3 separate regions of the Mus musculus genome follow, and regions 2 and 3 are each linked to region 1. A link is a contact called in ENCODE Hi-C or POLR2A ChIA-PET data. All regions are on one chromosome and are shown on one strand. The core of a region is the stretch at or near the end of the contact, and the rest is flanking DNA. Distances in the headings are between cores, read along the strand shown. Region 1 overlaps Sash1 (SAM and SH3 domain containing 1). Region 2 has its middle 36 kb from the start of Gm51794. Region 3 holds the start of Sash1 (SAM and SH3 domain containing 1).

Region 1 (3,709 bases), core at 840-3,339:
TTCGCTCAACTGTATACTACATACCAGCAGCTAGCCTTGCTCTCTTTACAGTCAACCAGCTGTGTCCAGTTCATAAAACGAGAAAGACTTCCCTATAGAAAACCAATACAGCTCACCTAACCGGGCAAGGAGATCACGGCCCACCTCAAGGCAAACTTTCAACATTAACTTGCGCTCATAGCTCGTGGTGCCCTCATAGCTTGTGGTGCCAAATGCGTGTTCTCAGTTTTGCAAAGGCAGGGACTTTACTCTAGTTCCTTTCCTGTGACTCAGGGCTTCACAGACACAGGGTGGCGCCCAGATGTCTGATCACTGTATGGCTTTTGCACGTCCATGCGTTAAATGACAACATCTCCTGTAACACTGGGGCCCAGCGTGCTTTCCTCTGATGCGCATGAAATAACGCACAAGGAATGTATGTGGAAACGATGACTGTAATAAATTAGAAGCCTGTTGAGGTTCTTGTGTGTCTGCTGCATGCATTTATATGCCACAGTGAAGGGCTTGAAGAACGGACTAGTTTTCAGAAGCAGCAGCTAGACTCTTTCCAGGTTGTATGCTAAGATATCGGAGACAGGTTCCTTCCCATCGCTCAGTAGAGGGCTAGAAAGCCTGGAGCATTGAGTGGAGGAAGCTCTCATGTCTCCCGCGAGCACCAGCTCTTAAAGGAGCAGACTCCTTCCAGAGGAAAAATGGATTTAAAAAAGCAATGAAAAAAATCTTTGAGCTCTGGTGATCTACATTAATGAAGCACAAGGAAAAATTATTGTTTTCGTTCATTCATGGCTGTACAGATAATTATAAAATCGTTCTCTGGCTGATGCTTAGGATGAGGAGAGCGAGCCAATGGGATGATCATGCACTGACAACATGTTGGGAGTGAGACTGAATTCCAAAGGGACAAGATTCCAAGGTGTCATGCAAGTCTGTGTTCCGAAACAAAAAAACCAAAAAACCAAAAAAAAACAAAAACCAAAAAACAAACAAACAAACAAAACCCAAAAAACTTGAATGAATAAAAATTAAAAGCAAGACACGTGACTGTTTCCACTGAATTTAAAGCGTTATCATTTCCCTGAGGTTTGGTCAAGCAAGTATGGCATCTCTAAAGAACAAAAAAGATCAAGTTTGAAAATTAAAGCAAACTGTGCACTTTAGGGTAAAGTGAAGAAAGACAACGGGAACAGAAGGGAGCATTTTACGTGAGAGAAGAAAGAAGTTAGAGAGTGTAGCCCAGTGGTAGAGCTCTTACTTAAACATGCATGAGGCTGTGGGTTCAAGCCCAGTAAGAAATAAGACAGCCAATCAAAAATGCCCATCACTTTCTACTCTTAAGACATTGACTTTAGCCTATGTTATCCAAGTAATGAGGAAATTATTTTTTTTTCTAATTATACAACTGTATTCACAAGAGTGGCTATGCACAGATTTCTAATTTGGGTATTAAAAGTGCCCAGTACTGTCTTCAGCTCTTAGCATCTTAAAAGCCTCCAGCTCACCATGCCATCGTTACTGAGTGGTGCTGATGTTTGAAAGCCAGCTGGCAGATGATGAACCTGGCTCAACTCTGACACCAAGCCCAGTGTTTTATAAAAGATATGAAGGTTAGAGCACACCAGAGACTGAATGAATGGGTGACGAAGAAAATTCTGATATTAAAACAAAACAAAACAAAACAAACCAGAAAAATCAAAACACTGTTGCCAGGATACAGAAAGAGACAGAAACAAAGTTTTCTCAACAGATCGGTAGCATTAAAAAAAAAAGTGTTATAAGGCTCATAAGGATGGGAAAAGGCAGAAAGTAAAATCTAGGACGGAAGTCAACACACATGGGAATTATTTTCAAAACCCGAAAGCGAGGAAAGACCCACAGATCCTCTGAGAACCAGGGGAGGTCACTTGAAGGATGGCGGTGGCCAATCCGTCTTCGATTTCACAAAAGCAGAACTCAGTTGCTTGAATTTAAATTACAGTTATACAGTTCTGGACAAGAGCATCCTATTCATGAGTGTGCAGGAACCCTGGGAAAAGGGACCCTGGAAGCCCATTCTTCTCCACAGGTTCTTTCAGATCGTTCAAAGGGGCTCTGCGCCAGCGGCCCCGGGAGGATTAAGCAAGGTGCCAGAGCGCAGCACTGCCAGCTCCGCCTCACTCAGTCCCCTTTTACATGGGCCATTGTGCAGACTCGGAGTTAGGTGGGAATCCAGGGGGAATATCTATACTTTCAAGTTCAAACTAAGTCACTCTCTGAAAGGAAAAGCTAAACTAGGCTTCCCTGATCCTTCAATATGAAAACTGAAAAACAAAAATTCATGAAACGAGCAATCGTGTAAGTAAGCCCTTTTCTTTGCTGTGCACAAGAATCTGAGTGGCAGCTGTGGAGGGCATTACTACATGCCAAGTCCTGTATTTTAAAAAGTAAAAATATTGAACTGGTTTAATTAAAATAAAAAGGCTTTAAGTGATTCTCCTCCTCCCCCCCCCCCCCCCCCCGGCCTCTCTTAGATGTAAGAACTTTCTGGCTAGCTCTACTATTAAAGAAATGTACTTAAGGATGGTGATGGCAGACTGTCTATCAGTTCATTCCTATTGTTTTCATTAATGGAAAAAAGCAGGCATCTCTTCCAGGGTTCAATGTCCTTCTGATTCGAATCAGCTTCTTTGGGGTCAAGTGACAAGATGGCCAGATATAAAGACAGCCACTTCTAGAAGTTACCCCGCACCCTGGAAGATCAACTTCAAGGTTTAGTTCCAGTTAAGAATATCATTGGCCAGAGGGCAGACAGAAATAAGAAAAATGCACCGCTATAGAAAGATGAAGGGCGAGAAATCGGAGGGTGACAGGAATGGACCCCGAAGTGGTGAGTTAGTTGAAGGAAGGCAGCTTTGTGAGAAGAGAGGCCATAACACTTGACTACACATCATGGAAATGACAAGGCCTTCCTCATGACCATCCTGGCGACTCACAGACTTCTGGTGGATTCTCAAGAGAACCCTTTTAGTACAGCGGTCCACCGTGGCAGCCCACTTCCTCTTTGCCTCCTCATCCTCCTCCAGCAAGCACCGCCTCAGGTCCTGCTTCTCCACCTTGCTCAGCGTCCTGTCCGAGGCAGGACGCACGAGCTGGGTCAGGTTCAGGTGGCTGTAGAGGCTCCGCTCCACCACGTAGGTGATATTGAACTCGCTGACTGAGGTGCGCCCTCGGCCCCTCCTGCCAGCGAAGCCGCAGCCACTGCCACCCTTGGGCTTGGGCCGTGGCAGCAGGTCACAGGTGCTGCCATTTACTCCTTTTCTGGAGGGACGCTGGCAGAGAAAAGTTCTGGAACAGGAGTAATTAGTATCCGTTTTCTTCAAGCGGATTTGCTTACGGATACTCTGAACCTCCTCCAAGGACACCAGAAAGTGGTGCCTGCGCCGATGGTTGTCATAGAAGAAAACACCATCGGTACTTACCCCGTGACTCAAAGACCCAAGACCTTTCTTCATTTCCCCCTCTGTGAGGGAGCGGGACACTTTCTGGGCCTTCTCTTCTTCTGGATAGGAGAAGAATGTCCCCATCTTCTTAGGGGGCTTAATCAGGCCCCGACTCTCTCCTTTGCTGAAGGTTTTGACCAACTTCCGGCCAGCTCCCCACGTATCCAGGCTGCTGGATGATGGAGATGGGGTGAGAGAGTCTGCATCATCTTCTGGAGGTTTCTCAGGAGAGC
Region 2 (3,709 bases), core at 771-3,270, 220 kb after region 1:
TTGAGCTTCACCCCCAGAATCCATGCAAAACAAAACAACACCAACAACAAAAAACAGCTGAGCGTGCACATTTGTAATCTAAGTGTTGGAGAGGTAACACGGGGGAATCCCTCAGGCTTAGCTGCTGGCTAGTCAGCTTAGTGGTATCTGCAAGCTCCAAGCTGAGTAACAAATTGTAACTCAGCTTGGTGGGTAGTATAATGAGGAACACTATTTGAGATTGATTTCTAGACCACAGACACATACTTGTACACACACATACACACACACACACACACACACACGCACACACACATGCACAAATGCACACACATGTACACAAAAATGCACACACATACATGCACATGCATATGTGCACATGCACTTACACACAAACGCACACAAGCATGTACACACACACACACACACACACCTGCACATAAAAATGTATACATAAAACATAGTTCCCAATCTATAAAGAAGAAAGAGAAAGAAAATTATTAGAAGGTTTAATGAAGTAGCCAGTCCATACAGAAGGAACTAATGTTCTTCATCTTCAACCAAATTCTCAGCTCATGAAAGTCATACCTAAATACATATTTGACTACTTATGTGCTGATAATGGAGAGAGAGTTGTTTCCAATCGATTATTATCTAGTGCACTGGTTCTCAACCTCCCTAATGTTGCAACTATTTAATACAGTTCCTTGTGTGGTGGTGTCCACCCCCCCCCAATCATTTTTTTGCTACTTCGTAACTGCAATTTTGCTACTGTAGTGAATCAAAATGTAAATATTTTTGGAGATAGAAGTTTGTTAGAGGGGTCATGATTCACATCCTGAGAACCACTGATTTACTGAAGTCCTTACAACAGTTGTAAATGGTAGGTACTGGACTTAGCCTGTGTACAGATGAAACTGAAGCACGGGGAGGCCAAATCAATATCTCAAGGCCAGAGACGTAAATCCCAGCTCTGTGGCTCCCAGAACTCCACTCTCTGAACCACAAGGCTTGCCTCCTTTATGAAGCTGTACAGTGCTATAGCTTATTGCCTCTATGGTGACTGAGAGGCATTCTAAACTTTCTGTTTAAATATTTATGCAGAATATAGATATGCACCCTGAGACTTTACAATGGGCATAGTCTCATAGCTTCCTCAGACATAACTCAAAGGGACTATAAATTTCAAGTTTTAGAAGTAGGGGGAGATGCCATTTGTCTGCATGTTTTCATCTCAAAGCATGTATGTTTAGGAAAGTTCTAGAAGTCCACCCTCATAAATTGGTGCTCACAGTACTTGTCCATGTCTGCTTGCTTGGAAGTGCTCAGACTGTGAGAGGGTTCCCTGTGGACATGATCCAGCTCTTCATCTAGGTTAAATGATTTGTTCAGTGTCTGACAAATGGCTAAAGGGATGGGTGGGATGACAGGCCTCAGTTCTCATTTCTGGGCTCTTCCGATTATTTTTCTGTCTTAAGGCCAGAGAGAGAGATAGCAATAATCTTTAATAGAGCGATAGAATTTCAAAGAACCCAGAATCTGACGGCTCTAATTCCAGGGGATATTTCTTTCCCTGAGATAGGCTTTAAATATTTTACAGACTTTCTTTTTTTTTTTTTTTTTTTTTTTTTTTTTTTTGAGCTTACCACAAATAGGTCTCTGGATGCTTTGAAATGTTTCATTTGTAAGAGAGAAAAAGAGATAAAAAAAACCTAACTAAAGAGACAGTGACGAGGAAGACAAAATGAGTCACGTGGGAGACGAAATCTGCCTTAGGAGTTTGCAACAGATAACTTTTTCTGACCTCAGCTGGAGGATACCTCCTCCAGCACAAAATTATTAGCTTTTCTTCCTCTTTAAAGAATGTCTCTTTCACTTACTAGCTCAGAGCAGATCAGGTGACAATAAAGGCAACTAGGGAGTTTAAATAATAATAAAAAATCTCTTTCCCCTCTTCTGGGTTGCAAAGCCTTCAGTTCTGAGTTGGCCAGTGCTGCAAGCTGCCTTGGTCCACAGAGGCCCCACACAGTGCATGTAGTGCACGGAGCCTGTCAGGCACCACAGCCCGGGTGTGGGAAAGTATGCCGAAAACTCAGGGAAGGCAGCCCACATGCTGAACACTTGATCTTCTTTGGCTGGGGAGCCAGCTACAAGATCCTGGGTTCCATCACTGAAATTTATTAATGTAAGGGGAAAATAATGACTTAATTGTAAGCTGGTGATCTCATCCCAATACCATGTTTTAATCGTTTCTAAAGAAAGCTGCCTTTTTTCTGTCCCTGCCAACTTGCAAATGAAACAGATGACATTGGAACATGATTATATTCATTAGCAATTATTCCACGAAAACAAGGAGGAGTTGACGTTACCCTTCACATAACCCAGATAACCAAAGCTGCAGTGCAATCTTGGGCCAAATGTCAACTTATGTTATACTGTGTGGGGAGCACGGCCAGCTCTGGCTATGTGTGTCGGAGTGCTCCCCCCCTTCAGTGAAACCCTGGTTCATCCTCAGAGACTGAAAAATGCACACAATAAAGGTACCTTGGCTTTGAGTCACAGAAATTCTGTTAGAACCTTTGAAGGATATTTCTCTGGTTCAACTCTGAAATTCTCAACTGCTTGAGAAACTAGGTCATGCAGAGGCAGTCTGAGGGCCAGTGCATGAGCACTGGTTAGGAGCCGACACCTGTTGCCTCCTATCTGGGGTGTGTATGAGCACTCGTGTGAGACTCAAGGCATGGAAGTATGTGCTGGATATCAAGATGCTCCCTAGGTATCTTGTCTGGGCAGAAGTATTAATGAAGGTTGGTTTTTGCAATTAGGATGAAGTATAAAAAAAGCACTCAGAGTAATAACATTTGTGTGTGTGTATATGGGCTGTGCTTGTGTATGTATGTATACGAGTGTGTGTGTGTGTGTGTGTGTGTGAGGCTGTTTGTGAATACATGTTGAATTCATCACTTTTCTATTTCTGTAATGTACCATGTCTAAGGCTACACAAGAAGAAGGGTTTCTTTGGGTTTCCAAAAGATCACTGTCCATCACTGTGGTAGGTGGGAAGTGTGGCAGGCAAATATTGAAACTGGAGGAGCAAGCTGAGAGCACACATCTTGAGCAGCAGGCATCAGAAGCAGAGAGCTTAGTGGGAGTAGCACATGGCTCTTGAAACCTCAAAGCCTAACCACAATGACATATGTCCTTCAACAAGACTATAGGTCCTAAACCTACTCCAATAGCACCACCAACTGGAGACGGAGTATTCAAATGCCCAAGACTTTGGTGTGTGTGTGTGGGGTATGTCATTTAAACCTCTCTCTCTCTCTCTCTCTCTCTCTCTCTTTCTCTCTCTCTCTCTGTGTGTGTGTGTGTGTGTGTGTGTGTGTGTGTGTGTGTGTGTGTGTGTTCATTTCATGTGGAGGCCAGAGGACAACTTTAGGAAATGTTCCTCAATACTATCTACCTGGTTGTTTCTCACTAGCTAGAAGCTGCCAACTCATGGCAGAACGAACACTGGACTGAATCCATGTGAGAGAGCCAGTTTTCACTGCTACTCCCTCTGGCAAGACCTAGAAAGCTATGCTACAGTGAAAGTGTCTTGGGATAATATACTCCTGGCAGGACCACACTGGGGATGCTACCATTTGCTTTAGGAAATGCCAACACACCCAGTTCTTTAACTCTCACGGCTCCCTAGAGAGGAAACCTACACTTTTTGCTTAGGATTGGC
Region 3 (3,709 bases), core at 696-3,195, 140 kb after region 1:
AGGTGTCTGCCGGTCTAAAACTTAAGATTGTCTGTCACCACTCACAAAACAATCGCTTGATTTCCTGCAATTCAACTGAGCATTGTATGTATCTCTGAAAAAGTTTAGGAAACGCAACAGATTTTAAATCCAAAAGACTTACGTACACAGCATACATACATAAAATTCTAACGTAGGTAAATATGTCTTTTATTATGTATTTGAAAGCACAGACAGAAATCTTTAACCCAGGAAAATGAGATACACTGAACTTCAAGATGTCCAAAAAGATGAGACATAGGCTCTATTTGCAAGAAAAAATATATACAGAGCTGTATTCATTGACCATCTACCATTCATCTGGCAATATGCTGAGTGCATCATACACATGGACATAGTGCCTCTCATAAAACCCAAGACACATGTCTTCCTGTTTTTCAAGTGAATTGGAGAGTCAGGAGTGAATGACCTTGATATGGTAATTGTAGACAGACAACTGGGGAGCAGGGATTTGAACCAGGCTAACTAACTTCAAAGCCCAAGACTTTAACCACTATGGAGAAAACTAAACACTGTATCGTGCCCAAAGAGGCACTGCTAAAACCCTGGGGAGCAGGGATTTGAACCAGACTAACTCGCTCCAAAGCCCAAGACCTTAACCACTATGAAGAAAACTATATCGTTCCTAAAGAGACACGGCTAACACCAGAGACACGGCTAACACCCTATCCATCCAAGGTAAAATTTCATCCTCAGTAGAACTACTTTCCAGAACTAAGATAAATCCATAGGCAGTTTTAACCACTGGCCAGTTCAAAACCTCTTTTGGGGGGGTTTGGTTGGTTGGTTGGTTTTGGTTTTTGGGTTTTTTTGTTTGTTTGTTTTGTTTTGTTTTGTTTTTGATTTTGGGTTTTTTTTGTTGTTGTTTTTGTTTTGTTTTTGTTTTTGGGGGATTGTTTTGTTTTGTTTTCGAGACAGATTTTCTCTGTGTAGTCCTGGCTGTCCTGGAACTCACTCTGTAGACCAGGCTGGCCTCGAACTCAGAAATTCGACTGCCTCTGCCACCCAGGTGCTGGAATTAAAGGCGTGCGCCACCACGCCCGGCAGTTCAAAACCCCTTATCAGCACAGATTCAGCAATATATGCCTTATTGTTCTCAGCGCCAAACATATAAAACAAATATCCTGTAATTCTACAAACTAGAAGAGCTGAGGGCAGAGCAAGTAAACACCGTGGTAGTTCTGCACAAGGAAACGGTTGTTTTCCTCTCATGGGCACAGGACAAGCCCTGTGCGGATAAACATCAATACCGAGAGGCCATGAGGAGTCCACTCGCCAAATATTTACAAGTAGTATTTACATCTACTCTTTCTGGCTTTTTCCACGCCAACTTTTCTAAGCAGGTGTCCCTAATTACAGTCGATTGTTCAAGAGGTGTCTCTGATGTGACCCGACAAGTAGGGGTTTTTTTTTTTTGTTTGGTTGGTTTGGTTTGGTTTGGTTTTTCTAAATTACAGTTTCAACCCCTATATAGAGAATACAGCGGAAAGAAGAAGGGTGACCAATAGGTGGGCGAGGGGTGAGCCCCGCTTCCCCCGCCTGCCTCCCCAGGTAGCTCACCAGGATGCCCATCACGTCGGTCCAGAGGCGGGAGATTGACTCGGAGACACCGGCCTCGGGCTCCAGCTCCCGGGCGGGATCCACCTCCGGCTCAGGCTCCGGCGCCGGGCTAGCAGCTCCCGCGTCCTCCTCCATGGCCGCGTCCCCGTGCGTCCGCGTCCGGGTCCCCGCGCTGCCCACCGCTCGCAGCAGCGCGTCGGCCGACGGGGCGCAAGTTCCCCGCCCGCGGCGTCACCGGGCCGCGCCCCCGCGTCGCATGCCCCAGGCTCCGCTGGGTACGAGCACCACTGCCAGGACTGGCACCTCGATCCCGGGCGACCGCGATTGACAACTCCAGAAACTTTTCCTAGCCCGGCCCCGCGCAGCAACAGGGTAGCTGGAGCAGAGTCCACAACACTGGCTGCGGCGGGGAGTTCACGGGACCAGGGAGACAAGAGCCACACCGCACGGGTGCTGCGTCCTGCTTCGGGGACCGGCTCCGGGTGGCACACCACTCGCCTCTACTGGAGAGTTTGTGCAGGGCTGGGCAGGGGACAGTGACGCCTGTGGACCCGGGCTAATTAGTCCTGGACCCCTCTCTTTAGAATGAGCTCTTCCAACTCCACATGACTCCCTCCCCTCCAGGCTCAAGAAAGCGTTTAGCAACAAAAGGTGCTCTGATGTCAGGCGCTTTGCATGGAAATGAGCCTCAGCCTGGCCAACAAATCGCCTTTTGAAAGCGCCACCGCGCCACGGGCCCGGGGCCCTGCACAAGTCCCCAATCGCGCCATTCACCCGCGCCTTCCGCCACTGAAACTGCAGAAAGTTAATCTTTAAGCCGCTCGCTGAGTTCGAGTTTAAGAGGAGTCCGTATGGTGACAACCCCTGGAATTACAGTCCTGTCTGTCAGGCTTCTTGGAAAACAAAGTGTGACAAAGCTCGCCTGGTCACGAGCCATTGTTTGGGTCGTAAGTCCGGGCGTTTCGGCTCCCGAGTGGCCGCAGTGCTGTGCACTTCTAGGGTTTTCGGATACTTAAATGAGACCCTCTCTGAGCTGTAAGGGTGTGTTTTGTTTTGTTTTGTTTTGTTTTGTTTTGTTTTGTTTTGTTTTGTTTTGTTTTACGTGGAAGAAACAGGCAAGGGGTATGTTCAAAATAAAAGTTAATTTTATGGCCGCTAAGCCCATGCACAGTTCAGGCCTCGATATGTTAATCAAGTGAAAATGCCAGAGGGAAATATCCCTGAAGAGGTCCTTTTTCCCTCTTCTCCCCCTCCTCCTCCTTTTAAAAACCAATCAAAAAATTTTTTCTAAGAGATGACAGTGCCTATCCTATTTGATTTTGTGGCTGCTCACTTTGTGAAACTAAAGAAACCCACGGAATCTGCCCCTTATTAAGGAGGTGGAGTGGAGAGGGGATGAAGTGAGGGTCCCCCGGATAGAACAATTACTTCTGAAGTGTCTTCATCTCTTTCTCAGCTTTCATACATTGAGAACAGCAGTCTAAGTAATGGGTGAATAGCTCTCACCCACAATGTCAAAACGTAAAAAGAAGTAAAACCCTAGCATAGCAGTATGGGCCTATAAGGCTGGGAAGTAGAGACATCGGGATTTTCGTGGCTTTAGTGGCTGCCATTCCAGACAGCTGGTAAGCTCCAGGTTCATGGAGAGATTGATCATGTCTCAAAAAATAAGGTGGTGTATGGTAGAGAAAGACACCTGACATCACTCTGCCGTCCACAGGTATGTGTATAAGTGAATGTACACACACAAGATTTTACCACCCCTTCTCAAACTTTTTTGGTTGGGAGGGTAGTGTGTGTGTGTGTGTGTGTGTGTGTGTGTGTGTGTGTGTGTGGTGTAGTGTAGTAACTGAAGAAGAGCCCTAGAGTCTGAATCAGTGGAGCCAGGCCAGAAGTTTCTCTGGGCTAATGCAGTTCCAGATGTTGGGATTCAGGGCTGGGAGGAGTGAACTAGGTGCCCATTTAACATTTCAAAGTGGACCTGGCCTCTAGATTTTTCCAGAATCCCTCAGTCCCCTTTGCCTGGCCCTAGCCTACCAGACCTGGGCTTCCCCTCCCCCAGGGGCTCTTCCCTATATAATCAGACATTTTGTTTTCTCTCCTTCCTCCG

The links. A loop is a pair of places that touch in the nucleus more often than their neighbours do. ChIA-PET counts read pairs that join two places held with the same protein, here RNA polymerase II (POLR2A).
Region 2: a map of adrenal gland shows a loop between it and region 1 (2.4-fold over the local background). The contact joins two enhancer-like sites. A Hi-C loop is called at or near these places in 8 of 37 maps with a recorded cell type or tissue (adrenal gland, gastrocnemius and heart).
Region 3: POLR2A ChIA-PET joins it to region 1 with 19 read pairs in Patski. The contact joins the promoter of Sash1 here to the enhancer-like site in region 1. A Hi-C loop is called at or near these places in 1 of 37 maps with a recorded cell type or tissue (heart). POLR2A ChIA-PET finds 5 or more read pairs at or near these places in 2 of 5 experiments (Patski and embryonic stem cell).

What each region holds. Positions count from the first base shown.
Region 1 is chr10:8,747,684-8,751,392 of GRCm38, forward strand. Sash1 (SAM and SH3 domain containing 1) reads right to left here. Exons shown (of 20, transcript NM_175155.4): 10 at 3,456-3,709. Among named protein-coding and RNA genes, the nearest start is that of Gm25410, 75 kb to the right of the region's middle. Within about 2 kb of position 2,090, at least 2 of the 3 ENCODE cell types and tissues checked have a DNase peak (open chromatin) inside an H3K27ac peak, as active enhancers do; they include gastrocnemius, where a contact is called at or near this core.
Region 2 is chr10:8,970,954-8,974,662 of GRCm38, forward strand. No RefSeq gene overlaps it. Among named protein-coding and RNA genes, the nearest start is that of Gm51794, 36 kb to the right of the region's middle. Within about 2 kb of position 2,021, at least 2 of the 3 ENCODE cell types and tissues checked have a DNase peak (open chromatin) inside an H3K27ac peak, as active enhancers do; they include gastrocnemius, where a contact is called at or near this core.
Region 3 is chr10:8,884,125-8,887,833 of GRCm38, forward strand. Sash1 (SAM and SH3 domain containing 1) reads right to left here and starts at 1,946. Exons shown (of 20, transcript NM_175155.4): 1 at 1,600-1,946. The coding sequence starts at 1,734.